2 separate regions of the Mus musculus genome follow, and region 1 is linked to region 2. Evidence: chromatin contacts called from ENCODE POLR2A ChIA-PET data. All regions are on one chromosome and are shown on one strand. Each heading gives the region's core, a stretch centred on a gene start or an enhancer-like site at or near the end of the contact. The rest is flanking DNA. Distances are from core to core; before and after follow the strand shown.

Evidence for each region. ChIA-PET counts read pairs that join two places held with the same protein, here RNA polymerase II (POLR2A).
Region 1: POLR2A ChIA-PET joins it to region 2 with 10 read pairs in embryonic stem cell. The contact joins the enhancer-like site here to the promoter of Ppp2r5d in region 2. POLR2A ChIA-PET finds 5 or more read pairs at or near these places in 4 of 5 experiments (Patski and embryonic stem cell).

Annotation. Positions count from the first base shown.
Region 1 is chr17:46,853,067-46,856,356 of GRCm38, forward strand. It overlaps a transcript of Bicral not described here. Among named protein-coding and RNA genes, the nearest start is that of Bicral, 23 kb to the left of the region's middle. Within about 2 kb of position 1,778, at least 2 of the 3 ENCODE cell types and tissues checked have a DNase peak (open chromatin) inside an H3K27ac peak, as active enhancers do.
Region 2 is chr17:46,703,053-46,706,392 of GRCm38, forward strand. Ppp2r5d (protein phosphatase 2, regulatory subunit B', delta) reads right to left here and starts at 1,950. Exons shown (of 15, transcript NM_009358.3): 1 at 1,781-1,950. The coding sequence starts at 1,807. Gm52314 (a long non-coding RNA gene) reads left to right here and starts at 2,573. Exons shown (of 2, transcript XR_003952400.1): 1 at 2,573-2,656.

The DNA.
Region 1 (3,290 bases), core at 528-3,027, 150 kb after region 2:
TCCTGCTCTTCTTTTCTGCCTTCACTCCACTCTCCTCCCACCCTGATAAACCTTGTTCTTAGATCTGAAATTCTTTGTCCTTTCTCAAGAATCCTGCCCCTTTATCAGACTTGCTGTTTTATTAATCTCTCCCTCTTGGGTAGATACTCTCAGCTCATGTGAAAATGTTGGAAAATGGCTCTGGAGGTAAAGTGCCTAAGCCTTGGGTTTGATCTCCAGAACCATGTTAAAGATGAAAGACTTGACAGACCTACACACACACATTCTCTCCCCACACCAAGTACTCAAAATGAGGCTGTAACCCCGCTGCAGTATTTACTCCCCACTCTTTGAGCCCAGCCCTTCAACTCACACGGCAGAGAAGCTGCTTGTCAGATGGGTGGGCATGCCGCCACGGCCTAACTCCTCAGCATTCCACTGGGCACACTACTGTCCTTGCACAGCTTGGTCCACTTCTGTGCTCTCACATGACTTGGGCTGCTCCCAGGACACACCCACCAGCCAGTGACTTCTAACAGCTCAATTTTGGTACCCAACAAGTGGCATATGAATCCTGTCACCATCCCTTGCCAGCTAGTCCTCTTCTGGTCGTCTCCAAATTCTAAGTGGCACCGTCAGCCACTCAAAGCTTGGCCCATAAATGAGAAGCATAAATGAGAGGCATTCTTTTTTTTTTTTTTTTTTTTTTTTTTGGTTTTTCAAGACAGGGTTTCTCTTTATAGCCCTGGCTGTCCTGGAACTCACTTTGTAGACCAGGCTGGCCTCGAACTCAGAAATCTGCCTGCCTCTGCCTCCCGAGTGCTGGGATTAAAGGCGTGCGCCACCACGCCCGGCTGAGAAGACATTCTTGATTCCTTCCGCTCTTGCAGGACCAGACTACAGTGCAAACCTTTCTAATCCCTACCTTTTACACAGCGGTCAAATCGTCTATAAAGAACATGAGCACTTCTGCACTGGTAGTCCTAGGACTAGGAAACTGAGGCAGGAGGATCACATGAACACAAAACTTGAGCCCAAGCAATTAAGCACGACTATGATACTGAAGTTTCAAAACAAAAATCCTCCGCAGTGGATTGCTCGTTAGCAATGCTTGCAGCCCTGAGTTCAAATCCCCACCCTACTCCCTTAGACCATAGCTTCTCACTGCAATTAGGACAAATCTAAGAATTCCCTAAGTGGCCTAATCACAGCAGCTCCAGAGAAGCTCGGCAGCCTTCGCTCCCTTTCAGTCTGCTCTACACAGGCGGCTTGGAACGACAAACCCTGCTTCTGAGGTGGCTAGCACAGCTCATGCCTTCGGAGAAACTTACTAGGCAGCAAGGGCTACTCCCAACTCATATGAAACCTCCAGCTTACAGGTTTTCTCCCACTGGCTGTGAATTCCATGAGTTCAGATGTCTTGTTTTAAATTCCACTCACCACTACTTTTAATGATTCTTTCCCTATAAACTAGACTATTTTAGAGAAACCACGGTTTTAAAAGCTTTTGGGCTTTGTGTCCACATGCAAGTGAAAACCTTTTAAGCTACACAGCTATCCTGTCTACTCGGCTTGGCTGGACTTGAAGGCGGGCAGTTACTGGCCTATCTGATTTCTCTCTAGCTCGGTGTCCTATCTTAATCTTTCCTCTTGAGTCACCTTGAATTCTAGGAACAAACAGGACTGATAACATCCCTGTGGCAAGGGCCTCCAGGGGCTGTGGGCCTGCAGGGCTGGGGCTGCCCGGATCCGGGATGAGGTGGCTGCTTGGAGCACAAGCCACTAGTTTCTCGGGAACCAGACTACACGGGGAACCGGACTCCTTCCTTCCACCTCCACCTCCTGCTTTCCTGGCCATTTTTCCTGTGTAACATCAAAACCCGCTGAGGATGGAATTCTGGGTAATGTCAGTGCCTGCAAGAAGGGTTTGATAAGTCTCTTGACCTGTCCCTAGTCTCAATGAGGCCACAATGTGTCAGCTTTTCACCCCTACTCCTCTTTTATTGGTGTACCTAGACCAGCGTGGAGTCTGGCCTGTTGGTAGGGCCAGAGCCAGGGCTTTTGCCCTAAGTACTCCAGTAATAGGGCCACAGAGATGGCCGAGGGGAAAGGTGATTCACTGTAAGCCCAACGACCCGAGTTTAATCCTCAGGACCCATGTGGTAGAAAGGAAATGTAATTTAAAAAACCCTCCAGTAACACTCAGAAGCAGACTCAGTACTAAGATTTAAAAATCTCATGATATCTAAATTCTCTACAAAAAAAAAAAAAGCTTTAAATGACTTTAATACATGGCAGGAAGAAAGGGAAAAATAATGAGCTGTCACTCAAACCAAAATAATATGGACCGAAAATCCGATGTTGCCCCCTCCCGCACATCAAGTTCTAGTCTAGTACAGTCTAGTTCTAAATCGGCGAGAGTACTAGCTGTCCCCATGGGCTCTCAAACAATGGACTCTCATTCCAACTTCTCCCTGATGAGGCCGGAATTTCAGTCCTGGAGGTGGAGTGCCACGCTAAAACTGACCACAGCTCATCTTGGTAAATAATGGAGATGGCAGATCTGTATTTTAAAGCACCTCCCAGTTAATTCTGATGGTCAGATTCAGTGTGGAACTTTGTGGGGGAATGCAATTTTTGCTGCTTAAAATGGCTACTAGCCTGAACTAGATTAATAAAAACAGTCTGTCATGAGTAAGCCACAAGTATTTAAAGCACTAAACACTTTCTGGAAGTGTTCAATGTATGGCAGTCCCTAACATCCACTGCCTACCTACTGTATTCAGACACAAAGAGCACCACACACTGTGACTTTTAACCACTAGAAAATTAACTATTTCCATCTCCCAGTGCCTCCAGAGCTTCCCAGACCTTCCTCCTCTCCTGTAACGTTTTAAGACCTCTACACACCTGCCCGGTATTTATCTATATAAGGAAACTTGGTTTTTACAAAATGAAAAAGTATGCCGGGCGGTGGTGGCGCACACCTTTAATCCCTAGTGCTTGGGAGGCAGAGGCAGGCGGATTTCCGAGTTCGAGGCCAGCCTGGTCTTCAAAATGAGTTCCAGGACAGCCAGAGCAATACAGAGAAACCCTGCCTGGACTGGACTCCCCCCATCCCCCCCCCCCAAAAAAAACCAGACAAAATGAAAAAGTACACTCTGAAGCTTAACTGAGTTTCTTCGATCAGAGATTTAATTAAGATAGTCTATGAAGTCCATTGAAGGCCCAAACTAGAAGTCACTTGCAACCGTCTCGTCCCTGCATTCTGGGGACCAGATCCAGGTCTGTTTGACAAAACAACCAACTAA
Region 2 (3,340 bases), core at 700-3,199:
CTGGCTGCCTCCACGCATCCCGGTCCTTCCTGTGCCCTTTCTCAAGCAAAGCACTCACAGCCTGACGAAGTCTAAGAACGTCCCCTCTAATTCCCAATCAGCCGCCAGACAGATGGGACAGGATCTGGTCCACAGACTAGAAACGACAGGCGCTTAAGGAGATCACCCCTTCCTCTGAACTCCACAGCCCCAGTCCCGGGCTTAGCTATCTTGAGTGCACAGTTTCTATTGCTGGATGGCGCCCATTGGCAAGCCCACTCCCCAAGGATAAGACCCAGGTAGGGCACACAACTTTGCCTGGCTCACCACCCCCTGTCCTGTGCTCTATCTAACTCTCAGACCGAGACAGTGACAGCCCAGAAGCAGAGCCTCCTGGCAAACACACAACAGCCCCGGGATAAAGAGTTTGACTGATATGGTTAGAGATGGTAGCCCAGCATCCATCAGGGGAAAAATGAATGCAATCCACCTCTGGGGTCATCAGGAGAGTGGACCACGAGACCAGGCCAGAGCCAGCCCAACACAAGGGGCCAGCCCAAAAGCTGGGGAGTCTGAAGACCAGTTCCAGCCTCCCCAGCTGAGTCTGCTTCTCAGAAGAACCACAGATCAAGCAAGAGCAGCAAACAAAGGGAAAGGCAGGGACAGGTCAGGGTGGTTTGGAGGCAAAAGATGGCAAAAGACGGTAACATCAAGAAATGGCCTGTGGGGTTGGGAGTGTAGCCCAATGGTACTGCACATGCTTAGCATGTGCAAGACCCTGGGTCTGATCTCTGCCACTGCAAATAATAAAGAAACCGAGTGTACTGGACGGCAGAATGAGAAGAAAACTAAACAGAACAGGCCAGAAGAAAGGGAGAAATCCTGTCCTGGTGCAAAAAAAGGAAATGCAAAGGTTATCCTAAGGAATACAGGGAGGAGCCTCTAACAGATTAGAAACCGAGTCCCGTCTAGGGTGAACATGGAAGCCAGCTGATGCCAGTTAGGCACTTGCACAGAAGAGCCCTCCAAGTTGGGAGACCTGATATTGCAGCTGGGCCTCCAGCAGGATGTGTGACCTTGGACAAGTCCCTTCCCCTGACCCGGCCTCAGTCTCCTCATCTGTACCACTAGCATGCTAGTCTGCATGTGCTCCAAAGCTCCCTTCCAGCACAGACGTTCTGGGGTTCCATCAACAGAAGAAGGGCTCGGTCCTGGCTTACAAGTTTGTGTGTAAAGGAAGACTCGAGGGAGGGGCCTAGGCCAGATTTGGGCGGAGGAGAGAGAAAGCAGAGCGGTTCTAGGTCAGGGGCTTGTCGTGGGGGGGCGGGGGGGGGGAAGGAGGGACTGTACAGAACTGTGGAGAGGCCGTCTTTTAAGCTGGTGAGGAGAAGAGGGAAGGGGCTGCTCAGGGCGGGGGTGGGGGAAGTACTGGAGGGAAATGCGGTCTTAAATGAGCACTGTCCCAAACCGTGGGGGATCGGGGACAGATAAAGGCGGGGAGAAAAAGCAAGGGAGTGAGCCGGGAGTGGAGCAGATCTGGAGGGGGCCGGGGATAGGAGCAAAGAGGAAGGGAAGAGGGATAGGTGGGGGGAAATCTGTCCGGGCAAAGACGGAGAGCTGTCCCAGCTGCTGCACGGACTGGGGGTGCTGGCAGTCGCGCGGCCCTGGGGCTGGCCGCGGGAGTGCTGCGGGGGGCCGGACCAGAGGGTCAGTCTGAGGCTGTCCCGGGCCTGCCTCGGGCCCCTCCCAGAGCTGCGCGCAGGCCCGGCGGCGGAGGCGCAAGGGGAAAGGCCACGCTCACCTTATCCTTCTTCAGTTTATAGGACATCTCGGCCGGTCCACACCCGGCCCGGCTCCTGCGGCCCCGCTCCGGCTCTGCTCGGCCACACTCGGCCCGCTCGGCGTCTCTTCGCCACCGCCTGCGCGCTGCGCCCGGGCCGAGCCGTGGCTGCGCTTCCAATTGGCCCGAACTCTTACAAACCTGCCTGAGAACCAGGAGCCGCCTCCTCGGATTGGTCATTGGAGCCAAGCAGCTTCCCTTTTTTCTCATTGGAAAGAAAGAGTACAAACCGCCAGGGTTCGGCTCCCAGAATTGGCTGGAGTGGAAGGTCCCGCCCTGAAAAGGGTCGGGCTTCGTGGAGGAGGCGGAGCCATGGGGAAACCCGAGCTTGGCTAGCAGATCTGTTCTCCGGCGTCGCCTTGTGCGTCGTCCTCTGCTATTCTTCAGTCCTTTGAGCTCTGCTCCTTCCCTCCAGAAGTGGCTCTCATGTTCTCCCCTGCTCTTCTACCTGCCCTGCTTCGTACGGACTGGAGGAAAAAGGCCCTAACACGAAAAGGGCACCTTTCTTCACAGGAATTTAAAGTAGCTCAAATTGCACACGTGAAATGATAGAGAAGACTCCCAAGGGTACTCCCGGGCATTCATCAAGTCTGTCCTAGATCACAGTTGCAGAGGAGCAGAGGGGAAAGCCTATCAGCGGTGGAACCGGGCTGAAATAAAATAAGAAACCCTGGTTTGCTGCAGCTTCAAGACGTGGGTCCCTGTAGCTGCTGGAAGGGTGCTGGAATCGGTAAAACAGCTGCGTTTGGAGCCACTGAGAATGAAGTGAAAAAGCAGCCTCATCGTTCCCTACCTGAGCCCTGAGCCGCCGCCGCACCCAAGCTAGTGTTCAAGTGGGTAAGACTGGGTTCTTGCCCTCAGGTAGTTCCCACTCTAATGAGGTTCACAGACTCGTATTAAGAGACGATTAAAATACAATCACATAAATTACACAAACCTCAGAATGACATGGAGGAATATATTTTAGTTATCCTAGTAGCCAATAGATTACATTAAAGAACTGGAGGAGGTCCATCAAAAATAAATCTGCGAGCTGGGTGTGATGGGTTTGCCCCTGTAACCCCACCTCTTGGAAGATAGAGGCAGGATGATCAGGCGTTACAGACCAGCCTTAACTATAGCCAGTTGCAGACCAGTTTGGACTACAATAAGAACCTCTTAAAAGAAAGAAAAAAAAAAGACAAAAAAAAAAAAAAAAAAAAACCTACCCGCCACCACAAACAACAACAACAAAGAAACAACTCTCAGAACTAAAAAGTTACAAATAAGCCTGTGGCCGTTTGTTCCCCAGGAAAGAGGTCTTGGATTCCCCCAGGAGCATGATAACCAAACAATAGTCAATCATCCTTACACAAAGAGCAGTAGCCCCAATATTGGGAAAGATGGGGGCTGGGAAGATGGTGCTCTTCCAAAAGACCTGAATTCAGTTCCCAGCACCCACATTAGCTGCTTCACAATTGCCTGTAACTCCAGCCCCAAGGGACCTGATAGACACATGCATACATACATACATACATACAT